Regions from separate parts of the Homo sapiens genome. Here region 1 is linked to region 2. Evidence: chromatin contacts called from ENCODE Hi-C or POLR2A ChIA-PET data. All regions are on one chromosome and are shown on one strand. Each heading gives the region's core, a stretch centred on a gene start or an enhancer-like site at or near the end of the contact. The rest is flanking DNA. Distances are from core to core; before and after follow the strand shown. Region 1 overlaps CBFA2T2 (CBFA2/RUNX1 partner transcriptional co-repressor 2). Region 2 overlaps CBFA2T2 (CBFA2/RUNX1 partner transcriptional co-repressor 2).

What was found. A loop is a pair of places that touch in the nucleus more often than their neighbours do. ChIA-PET counts read pairs that join two places held with the same protein, here RNA polymerase II (POLR2A). Pooled maps may share reads with other maps.
Region 1: a map of psoas muscle shows a loop between it and region 2 (2.7-fold over the local background). The contact joins two enhancer-like sites. A Hi-C loop is called at or near these places in 1 of 168 maps with a recorded cell type or tissue (psoas muscle) and 9 of 50 pooled maps. POLR2A ChIA-PET finds 5 or more read pairs at or near these places in 16 of 52 experiments (A549, A673, CD8-positive, alpha-beta memory T cell and 13 more).

The regions. Positions count from the first base shown.
Region 1 is chr20:33,583,271-33,588,990 of GRCh38, reverse strand. The region is part of intron 1 of CBFA2T2 (CBFA2/RUNX1 partner transcriptional co-repressor 2); the gene reads right to left. Among named protein-coding and RNA genes, the nearest start is that of C20orf144, 76 kb to the left of the region's middle. RefSeq lists an enhancer at 1,065-1,564. Within about 2 kb of position 1,495, at least 3 of the 41 ENCODE cell types and tissues checked have a DNase peak (open chromatin) inside an H3K27ac peak, as active enhancers do.
Region 2 is chr20:33,536,190-33,542,349 of GRCh38, reverse strand. All of the region lies in intron 1 of CBFA2T2 (CBFA2/RUNX1 partner transcriptional co-repressor 2), which reads right to left. Among named protein-coding and RNA genes, the nearest start is that of CBFA2T2, 49 kb to the right of the region's middle. RefSeq lists an enhancer at 5,337-6,055. Within about 2 kb of position 3,054, at least 2 of the 41 ENCODE cell types and tissues checked have a DNase peak (open chromatin) inside an H3K27ac peak, as active enhancers do.

The DNA of each region.
Region 1 (5,720 bases), core at 246-2,745, 48 kb before region 2:
TTTTTTTTCCTCCTTTCAGCTTCTTGTTTTTATTTTTATTTTTATTTTTGAGGGGAAGTCTCACTCTGTCCTCCAGGCTGGAGTGCAGTGGCGCGATCATGGCTCACTGCAACCTCTGCCTCCTGGATTCAAGTGATTCTCCTGCCTCAGAGAGTAACTGGCATTACAGGCACTTGCCACCATGCCTGGCTAATTTTTGCATTTTTACTAGAGACGGGGTTTCATCATGTTGGTCAAGCTGGTCTCGAACTCTTGACCTCAAGTGATACACCTGGCTCAGCTTCCCAAAGTGCTGGGATTACAGGCGTGAGCCACCATGCCCAGCCCTTTTCAGCTTCTTAATGTTGAACTATCCTTGCCATTGTGTGATCAACCTTACTTGGTTAGGGTGTACTGCTCTTAATTATAGTGTTGTTCTTTAAAGTAATCTAAGGAATAAAGGAAAATATAATGTAGCATAAATCTTTCAAACAGGCCAAAAATAAAGGTAAAAGAAAGAAATACATATCACGAGCTGAATGGCCATGGTACTTTTGTGGTTAACATATATATTATATTAATATATGCTACATTAACATATATATTTGTTCATTATTCATTTGTTGATCTATATATATTTATATATATATATTTCTTCATTTGCACCTGTTTCTATTCTATTTATAAAAAATAGTTTAAAATGTTCACTTTTTCTTCTGCAAGTTCATCATTTTAATTAACACTTCAACAAAGTTAAAACAAAGACTAACAATACTTTAAAATAGCTACATACCATACACAAAAAATAATAATAAAGGGGTCAAGAGGAAACTTTTGTGTTGATGGCTTCACAGGGGTGTACTTATTCCCAAATGCATGGAGGTGTATATGTTAAATATGTACAGCTTTTTAACATGTCAATCATACCTCAGTAATGTTATTTAAGAAAAATCAACAAAAAGTAATAGTTCTCTCAGTCTATAGTTCTACATAAAGTTGGAGGTTTTGATCTTCCCTTTCAATGGGAGGATTCAATGATTCATTCTAAATTCTTGACTTTATCACTATCAAAATTTTCTAATGCAATTTCAACTACTTGAATGAAACAAATGGTCCAGATGTGAACATCTGACTCTCATTTTCCTTGGGACAGAAATCATGAGTTGAGATTAATGGCTTTAAATGCCAAAACAGCCCAGACATAACAAGTTAAAAGGAAATACATGTGAAATAATTCAATTTTTGTCTTGGAAGCATACAACCTCTTTTCCACATAGGTCCAGTTAAGAAAATATAATTAAAACTGGGTACGGGGCTGGACGCAGTGGCTCATGCCTGTAATCCCAGCACTTTGGGAGGCTGAGGCAGGCGGATCATGAGGTCAGGAGATTGAGACCATCCTGGCCAACATGGTGAAACCCTGTCTCTACTAAAAGTACAAAAATTGGCCAGACGCGGTGGCTCACGCCTGTAATCCCAGCCCTTTGGGAGGCCAAGGGGGGCGGATCACGAGGTCAGAAGATCAAGACCATCCTGGCTAACACGGTGAAAGCCTGTCTCTACCAAAAACATGAAAAATTAGCCGGGCGTTGTGGCAGGCGCCTGTAGTCCCAGCTACTCGGGAGGCTGAGGCAGGAGAATCACTTGAACCCAGGAGGCACAGGTTGCAGTGAGCCGAGATCGTGCCACTGCACTCCAGCCTGGCGACAGAGCAGGACTCCATCTCAAAACAAAACAAAACAAAACAAAACAAAAAAATAAAAAACAAACCTGGGTGCCGTGGCTCACGCCTGTAATCCCAGCACTTTGGGAGGCCAAGGCAGGAGGATTGCCTGAGCTCAGGAGTTTGAGAACAGCCTGGACAACATAGGGAGACCTCGTCTCTAAAAAAGATGCCATCGAATTCGCCAGGCATGGTGGGGGGTGCCTGTAGTCCCAGCTACTCGGGAAGTTTAGGTTGCAGAATCACTGGAGCCTGGGTGGTTGTGGCTGCAGTGAGCCGTGATCACACTATTGCACTCCAGCCTGGGTGACAGAGTAAGACCCTAACTCAAAAATAAAATTAAATAAGATAAAATAAAATAAATAGTGAAGTTCAGAGTTAGGTAGAGACAATTCTATGAAACTCTCCAATATATTTTGAGAAAGCTATCACTCAAGTTCATAGCTTCCAAACTATGACAATTCTGAATTTCTGTGCTTTAATTATGAACCTTCAAGGAAAAGAGAAATTAAGGGTCAAAATACATACCTCTGTGGAATTACAGGACTTTTCCCTAATTCAGAGCCTTCTATCTATACTTTCCAAACACGTCACCTTGGCCCTTTATGCTTTAACCAAGAAGTATTTTTGATTATATAGAATCTCTTGACTTTGAAGCAATCTTAAAATTTTTATCTATTTTGAACTCACAGCCAATGCAAAAATCTGCTATAGAATATAAATGGCTCACATACAACCAGGTTCTGCTTAAAACCTCAGAGAAAGATAGAATGAGATCAAGAGCATTGTTTTGGCAATAATATCAACAGGAACCTCAGTTTTCCTATGTCTATAACCGAGATAACAATGATAATAGGCTGGGCGCGGTGGCTCACCCCTGTAATCCCAGCACTTTGGGAGGCTGAGGCGAGCGGATCATGAGGTCAGGAGTTAAGACCAGCCTGAACAACACAGTGAAACCCCGTCCCTGTAGTCCCAGCTACTCAGGAGGCTGAGGCACAAGAATCACTTGAACCTGGGAGGCAGAGGTTGCAATGAGCTGATATTGTGCCACTGCACTCCAGCCTGGGTGACAGAGGAAGACTCCGTCTCAAAAAACAAAACAAACAAAAAAACAAACAAGAAAACCCAGTGATAATAATGATAATAATCACAATATTGATCAGATCACATCTGCACTGGCAGTCCTTTTGCATACTGTAAATTACCATAACACATTAATTAGCTACCTTTTTAGAGACAGATATATGCAAAGAAGGTAGAAGAATAAAACCTAGAATTCAGCAACAAACATGAGAAATAATCACTATTTTTCTTCTACAGTTAAGCTTTGCTTCAAAAGTTAACTTTCAATTTACCACGGCTAAGGTTTTAATATAAATTTCCCCACATTTCCTCAACCATCACTCTGCCATAGTTCTAGATTGCTCTGCCAAAGCATAACAAAATGGGATGGTGAATTTTGAGAGAAAATAATTATGTATTTCCAGTTAAGACTATAATGCTTTCTAGATTATCTACATGCTTGTTCGCTTCCATTAGTTCCAGTATCCAATTACTAATGTACTAGGTACAAAAAGCACAGAAATAAATGTATTTCAAGGTACCAACATTCAATTAGTGAGGTTAAAAAATAATTTCTCTGCTAGAAAAATGTTCATAATGTTTGACTGTGTGACCTCACTCCTGGAAATCTGTCCTTAAGAAAACAGCTCAAGGGAAAAAGCAATTTATACCACAAGAGAATGGTTAATTAAACGGTGGAACAGCATGTCAATGTGAACTGTAAAGGCATTAAAAATTGTAATTATGAAGGATCATTCATTCAACACTTGGCGAAATGCATATAATACAACGCTGTATGGGGGGACCTTCCTATATATATGTAGTATGATTACAATTATTTATTAAAAAATAGACACATGCTCACGGTATTCAAAGAACATGACAATGGAACTGATGACACGATGGGGATAAGAGGTAAATACCAATTTCCTTGAATCATTTTGAAACATTGCTTATAAAATATTTTCATTTGCTTTTTGACTAAATTTGCTTTTCTCCAGAAGAATTATTAGACACCTACTTGAATGCCACGCATTCCTAACATGTTAGTCTTTCTTCACACACAGGCAGCATGATCTAGCTATAGGGACCTCATTTTCAAAACCAAAATTTTAACAGGTAGTTTGGGTTGAGGGAACAACAGGACAGGGTATTTAAAATACCCTGCAAGCATGACAGAAAAAAAACAAGGTTTGAGGTCAGAAGCCCTAAACCCCAGCCCTTCTCCATCTGAGCTGCAGAGATGAATGGAAACATGCTCCCAAATTAGACCAAATGCCCTGGGTTACAATCTCAGCAACTTGGTAATATGATAAAAGGCATCTAAGTTACCCTGTCAAAATCCCACTGGTAGTTTAAAGGATATCATGTTTTGGTATATAGTAAATGCTTAAACACACCAAAACAGTGGCTCAAGCTCTATAAAATAAGCAATTAAGTCTGCCTCTGTCTCCAACCTGTTCTGTAATCAGGAAATGATGCTAGTAATCCTGTTCTAAACTGCACACCATTTTACAAAATATATTATGGTTATAATTGCCATCATGACCACCATCATCTATATTATTATTGCTATTACTTCTACTAAGAAGCCAGCTAAAGAAGCTGACTAGAGCTTACCTGATGGGCTGAGGGAAAAATCTTAAACTCTTAAAAATGTCACTTAAGGCCGGGCGCGGTGGCTCACGCCTGTAATCTCAGCACTTTGGGAGGCCGAGACGGGCAGTTCAGGAGGTCAGGAGATTGAGACCATCCTGGCAAACACATGGTGAAACCCCGTCTCTACTAAAAATACCAAAAAAATTAGCCAGGCGCCTGTAGTCCCACCTACTTGGGAGGCTGAGGTAGGAGAATGGTGTGAACCTGGGAGGTGGAGCTTGCAGTGAGCCAAGATCGCATCACTGTATTCCAGCCTGGGCGACAGAGTGAGACTCTGTCTCAAAAAAAAAAAAAGAAAAAAAAAAGTCACTTAATCTGGCCAGCATGGTGGCTCACGCCTGTAATCCCAGCACTTTGGGAGGCTGAGGCAAGTGGATCACCTGAGGTCAGGAGTTCAAGACCAGCCTGGACAACATGGCAAAACCTCATCTCTACTAAAAATACAAAAAGTTAGCTGAGTGTAGTGGCAGGCACCTGTAGTCCCAGCTACTCAGGAGGCTGAGGAAGGAGAATCACTTGAACCTGGGAGGCAGAGGTCTCAGTGAGCCAAGATCATACCACCGCACTCCAGCCTAGGGAACAAAGCAAGATTCTGTCTCAAATAAATAAATAAACAAACAAACAAACAAACAAATAAATAAATAAATAAATAAAATCACTTAAACCAAATGACAATGGTGAAGGTATGCAATCAAGAAGGAAAAATACACAGCAAGTTCACAGTGTGGCATGGTTGGTATGAGAAGGGGTACAGGAAAGTGCTTACAGGATTTTGAGACACTTGGCCTCCCAGAGGACAGTCAAGTACTGAGGATGAATGCATAATATAACAGCACACCCTGTAGACAGCATCTGTCTAATGAAATGGTTACTAAATGCAGTGCTGGTAGACTTGGGTCACCATCTAAATCCAAACAAGTTGACTTAAGAACTTAAATATATCCAATTCAACAAATAATTCATTTTCAATTATATGTAATTATCCGTTTTTGGAAACAAGATAATTTTTTAAAATTTTACTAAATTATTTAATTTAAAGGGAAAAAAAGCCCCAAAACTTCATCATACATTATATTCAAATTACTGGTTCATAAAAATCATTTCATCTCCCCAAATAAGGTTAACGATTAGTCAAAGAACTTTAAACTATAAAGTCATATACTCAGTCTACCCAGATAAAGAAAATGAAATCCAGGCAAGGTTATGGCTTGGGACTTGGCCTTTGGCCCTGGGAAAAGGTCAATTATCATGTACCTACAACTTTGTAGTAATGACTACTAAAACAACTGATTTT
Region 2 (6,160 bases), core at 1,805-4,304:
CAAAATAGATCTAGTTCCTCACAGGTGTTAAGACTGGTTCTTCTAGCAGAGTTACCAATGATTATTGGTTTTAACTGATCACTGACTTAACCACTCAGGCAATAGAAGAGCAAAACGAGGTACTAGGCTAGATGCTGTAAACCACATGTTCCTCTAGCCCACATACTCAAGCTCATCTGAGGAACTTGTTAAAATGTAGGTTCCCAGGCCTAAATCAGAACCAAGTAATCAGAATAGGGGGTCCAGGAATCCAAACTTTAATAAGTTCTTCAGGTGACTCCTCTATACACTAAAGTTTGAGAAAACTGCTAGGTGTAGTGGCTCATGCCTATAATCCCAGCACTTTGGGAGGCTGAGGCGGGAGGATCACTTCAGTCCAGGAGATGGAGGCTGCAGTGAGCTATGATGATGCCACTGCACTCCAGCCTGGGTGACAGAGTAAGACCCTGTCTCAAATTAAACAAAAACAAAAACAAAAACCTGTAGCACTAAGACAAAGTCCCTGCTTTCAGTAATATAGTAGGGGATAAATGTATGCATAACACAAGATATAATAAAAAGTAACAAGTAAAAAGTACCAAAAATTATAGAAAAAGTCTCTTCCAGCTAGGCAAAGAACAATAAAGGCTTCATGGAAAAGTTAGGAGAATTTTGAGTTCAGATGATTTGGGAAAATGTACCTGTAACTGACAGAGAAAGAACTAAAAACAAACAAACAAACCAGGAACATAACTGTGGAAAGGCATCAGCCTAGGCTAAAATGTGTAGGTCATAAGTGTCTACCACAATCAAGCCACTGCCTGAGTAACAGAGCAGGAGCAAGAACTCATCTTAAGCACTAGAAAGCCCTAGACCTAATGGAAAAATAGAGTCCGGCTTCTCTGTCCTTACTCAGTTATACGACTCGTCAATTTCAAATCCCTTCCATACACCCATATACAATTTAAGAAAGATGACCCGCTGGTCTCCAACCAATGGAGATGGGCGGGTATATGGATTTCCATTCACATTCCCTGCTAAAATCATGAGTCTAACTTTGGCTTAACCTGCTTCTAATCACTTGACCTCTGAACAAACTGCTTCTAATCACTTGACCCTTGACCTCTGGACTACATGACAACCACCTTTCAGTGCCCTCAATGCTAGATCTAGTTCCTGACTTCAATCCATCACCTAAATGCAAAATATCAGCAATGGAAGAGACATCTAATCAAAGTTTCCATGGTACTATGGGGAAAGTGAGGTGCCAGTTGACTGGTTCCAGAAACCAGATTTCCTGGCTGCCTGCAAATTACTTTCTAGCGTCCCACAGTGCATCTTAAACTTTACCTCTCAAGGAATGTTCAAATTACTTTATTAACTTATTAGAGCCAAATTCATTAAGCTAGTACCTTCTACTTGCACAACTCTAGGGTTACCTTTCACATTATATTCTATGTGAATAGCACCACTGTAGAGCACAACTCCAGAATACAATTAGAATGGTGATTCTGGAGTTATAGGCTATGCCAGTTAGGGTTCTAACAAGTACCCTAGATATCAAATTTATTAACATACTTTATATACGCAGCACTAAGGAAGCATCCAACAGTTTAGAATGATTACTACGGCTTTTACTATGGCTTTTTAACACAACGAATAAAAGTACCCTTGCATCATCTTCTGGTTTCCATTCCCTTTACTTTAAAATGCTAACTAGCCCAATAAATCATTCTCTAGTCAGCATGTTACCATATAACTTCTTAACGAAATCTGAAAAGTCTTAAGCTGTTTTTGAAAAAGCATGTTATAAGGGCTGCTTTGCATATTAATCAGGTTTATCATTTTTAGCTGAAGTTTCAGTCAATAAAGGTGGTACCATAAGATTACTATATTTTCACTGTACAGTTTCTATGTTTAGATATACAAACACCATTGTTAAAACTGCCTACAGCATTCAGTACAGTAACATGCTGTTAGCTACTATTACAGGTTTACATATATCCTAGGTGTGTAGTAGGCTATATTATGTAGGTTTGTGTAAGTACACTCTATAATGTTTGTACATCACCTAATGATGCATTTCTCAGAACATATTTCTGTTGTTAAAAGACATAAGACTATACATGTAAACCTAAAGGAAATACTGAATATTCTACCACATTCAATGTTGAAACAATGTGATTTTTAAAAAACATTTAATAAATGGTTTATAGTTACCAAACTCCCATTCTGTTTTATGAGCAACCCTCCTTGTTTGATGGCCAAAATTAAAAAGTTAATTACTGTTCTCTTAAAGCTACTTTTAATCAAACAAAAACATTTCTGCCACTTCCACTGTAGCATGTAAAATTCAACTTACTTCACTCCTAAAACCTAAATCTGACCAAAAAACAAACAGGCCAGACATGGTGGCTCACACCAATAATCCCAGCACTTGAGGAGGCCTTTGGGAAACCAGCCCAGCCAATATAGCAAGACTGCATCTCTACAATAAATAAAAATTAAAAAAAAAAATTATCCAGGCATGGTGGTACGCACCTATAGTCCCAGCTACTCAGGATGCTGAGGTGGGAGGATTGCTTGAGCCTAGGAGTTTGAGGCTGAAGTAAGCTGTGATCATGCCATTGCACTCCAGCCTGAGTGACAGACAAAGACTGTCTTCTACCAAAAAAAAAAAAAACACAAAAAACAAAAAAAACCTTACTTCGCTGTCACCCTACAAAGTATTTTGATGCACTGCTTCCAAATTAACTATACAATCAACCAATTATTTTAGGGACCTATAATACATTTATGGTAGGCATTTTGAGGAAAACAAATATTTTCCAAAGATATACTCCCAGTCCCTAAGTTTAGTAAGATATCAACTCAACAGGGATGTAAACAATGATAGGAAATGAGTAATAAAGATGGGCTTCATTGACCTCGAAACATGAGGAAGATGCAGAGGGCCTGAAAAGAGATTGGAGAACAGCATAAGCAACAGTGCAGAAATAGGATATGCAAACAAGCATTCATTCCTTCACTTGGTGCTCACACTAGTGCCAGACTAAATATTTACAGACTACCCACACTGTGTTGCAGGCACATGGCTATGATTTCTATGTTCTCTCTTTCAATTCACATGACATATTGTAAAGTTCTTGTGTTACTCTCTTCCTACAGATAAGCAAACAGGCCTAACAGTTAAAAAACTTGCCCAAGATTATACAGACACTAAGCAGCAAAATGGGAATTCAAACCAAATTTCCGAACCTCAACTCTGATGCTCTCTCCCCAACTATAATTTTAAGTGGGACCTAGGCTAGAATAAGTTGCAATGGTAAACAGAAATGCCAATTATTGACAGGAAGAAATATTTGATCCCAATGTGGAGGAATAAATAAGTTGGAACTTCATGTAATTGGTAGCTAGGAATTATGATATGGCCCTGAACAAAATGAAACCAGTGTTTTCTGAAGACAACATAGACTGAGAGAATACCTCACAGAAAGCCATTAACTAATTAAAAAAAAAAAACAAACAACAATATGATAATATCTAAGACCAAGAAGATAACAAAAGAAAATTGAAAAGGACAGAATCTCTGAAGCAGTGACAACACAGAAAATACTGATAATAAGTAAATAAGTAAAACAAGTGATAATTGGAAAGAAGTAAAATTGTCCTTATTTGCAAATGATGTACAGAAAATCCAACGGAGGCCAGGGACGGTGGCTCATGCCTGTAATCCCAGCACTTTGGGAGGCCGAGGTGGGTGGATTACCTGAGGTCAGTTCAAGACTAGCCTAGGCAACATGGTAAAACCTTGTCTCTACTAAAAATACAATTAGCCAGGCCTGGTGGCAGGCAACTGCAATCCCAGCTACTCAGGAAGCTGAGGCAGTAGAATTGCTTGAACCCAGGATGCAGAGGTTGCAGTGAGCCGAGATTGGGCCACTGCACTCCAGTCTGGGTGAGAAAGCAGGACTCCATCTCAAAAAAAAAAGGAAAAAGAAAAAAGAAAATCCAATGGAATCTCCCCAAAAAGCTATTAAAATAAGTGAATTTAGCCAAGTTGCAGGATACAAGATCAATACACAAAAATCAACTTCATGTCTATAGAGTAGCAATGACCAAATACTGAAATTCTGAAAAAATTAAAACAGTATCAAAAATTGTGAAATATTAAGAGAAAAATTTGACAAAAGACATAAAACCTGTACAGGAAAAACACAAAAATACTACTGAGAAACATTAATTAAAATAAAATCACTAATTTAATTTGTTAATTTGTATCTCTCCTAAACTGTTAAGACGTCAGCTCTTCCCCCAAACAGATTCAATGTAGTCCCAATCAAAATCCCAACGTGCTTTTTTTTTTTTTTAAGAAATTGAGAAGCTAATTCTAGAATTTATTTGGAAATGCAAAGAACCTAGATTACCTAAAACAACTTTGAAAACGAATATAGCTAGAGGACTAAAACTGCCTCACTTCAAGTTATAGTAAAACAGTGTGGTACAGGCATAAAGATAAGGTAAACATATCAATGGAACAGAGTCCAGAAACAGACCCACAGATATATAAACAACTGATTTTTGACAAAGGTACAAGGACAATCCGGTAGAGGAATGATAGTCCTTTCAACAACTGGTACTAAAACAGCTGGATATTCATATGCAAAAAACTGAACTTGGATCCTTAATATCTCATACCATGTATTAAAATATTAGATCTACATGTAAATCTAAAAACTACAGAAATTCCAGAAAAAAACATACAAGAAAATCTTTGTGAACTCGGGTTAGGCAAAGATTCCTTAGACACAACAAAAGCTATAAAAGCTAAAAAGAGCTCTCCCTCTCCCTCTCACTCTCACCACGGCCCACGGTCTCCCTCTTCCTCTCTTTCCACGGTCTCCCTCTGATGCCCAGCCGAAGCTGGACTGTACTGCTGCCATCTCGGCTCACTGCAACCTCCCTGCCTGATTCTACTGCCTCAGCCTGCCGAGTGCCTGCGATTGCAGGCGCGCGCTGCCACGCCTGACTGGTTTTCTTACTTTTTTGGTGGAGACGGGGTTTCGCTGTGTTGGCCGGGCTGGTCTCCAGCTCCTAACCGCGAGTGATCCGCCAGCCTCGGCCTCGCGAGGTGCCGGGATTGCAGACGGAGTCTGGTTCACTCAGTGCTCAATGGTGCCCAGGCTGAATGCAGTGGCGTGATCTCGGCTCGCTACAACCTCCACCTCCCAGCCGCCTGCCTTGGCCTCCCAAAGTGCCGAGATTGCAGCCTCTGCCCGGCCACCACCCCGTCTAGGAAGTGAGGAGCATCTCTGCCTGGCCGCCCATCGTCTGGGACGTGAGGAGCCCCTCTGCCTGGCTGCCCAGTCTGGAAAGTGAGGAGCGCCTCTTCCCGGCCGCCATCCCGTCTAGGAAGTGAGGAGCGTCTCTGCCCGGCCGCCATCCCATCTAGGAAGTGAGGAGCGCCTCTTCCCGGCCGCCATCCCGTCTAGGAAGTGAGGAGCGTCTCTGCCCAGCCGCCATCCCATCTAGGAAGTGAGGAGCGCCTCTTCCCGGCCGCCATCCCATCTAGGAAGTAAGGAGCGTCTCTGCCCGGCCGCCCATCGCCTGAGATGTGGGGAGCGCCTCTGCCCCGCCGCCCCGTCTGGGATGTGAGAGCACCCGGCTGCGACCCCGTCTGGGAGGTGAGGAGCGTCTCTGCCCGGCCGCCCCATCTGAGAAGTGAGGAGACCCTCCGCCTGGCAACCGCCCCGTCTGAGAAGTGAGGAGCCCCTCCGCCCGGCAGCCGCCCCGTCTGAGAAGTGAGGAGCCCCTACGCCCGGCAGCCACCCCGTCTGGGAAGTGAGGAGTGTCTCCACCCAGCAGCCACCCCGTCCGGGAGGGAGGTGGGGGTCAGCCCCCGCCAGGCCAGCCGCCCCGTCCGGGAGGGAGGTGGGGGGGTCAGCCCCCCGCCCGGCCAGCCACCCTGTCCGGGAGGTGAGGGGCGCCTCTGCCCGGCCGCCCCTACTGGGAAGTGAGGAGCCCCTCTGCCCGGCCAGCCGCCCCGTCTGGGAGGGAGGTGGGGGGGGTCAGCCCCCCGCCCGGCCAGCCGCCCCGTCTGGGAGATGAGGGGCGCCTCTGCCCGGCCGCCCCTACTGGGATGTGAGGAGCCCCTCTGCCCGGCCACCACCCCGTCTGGGAG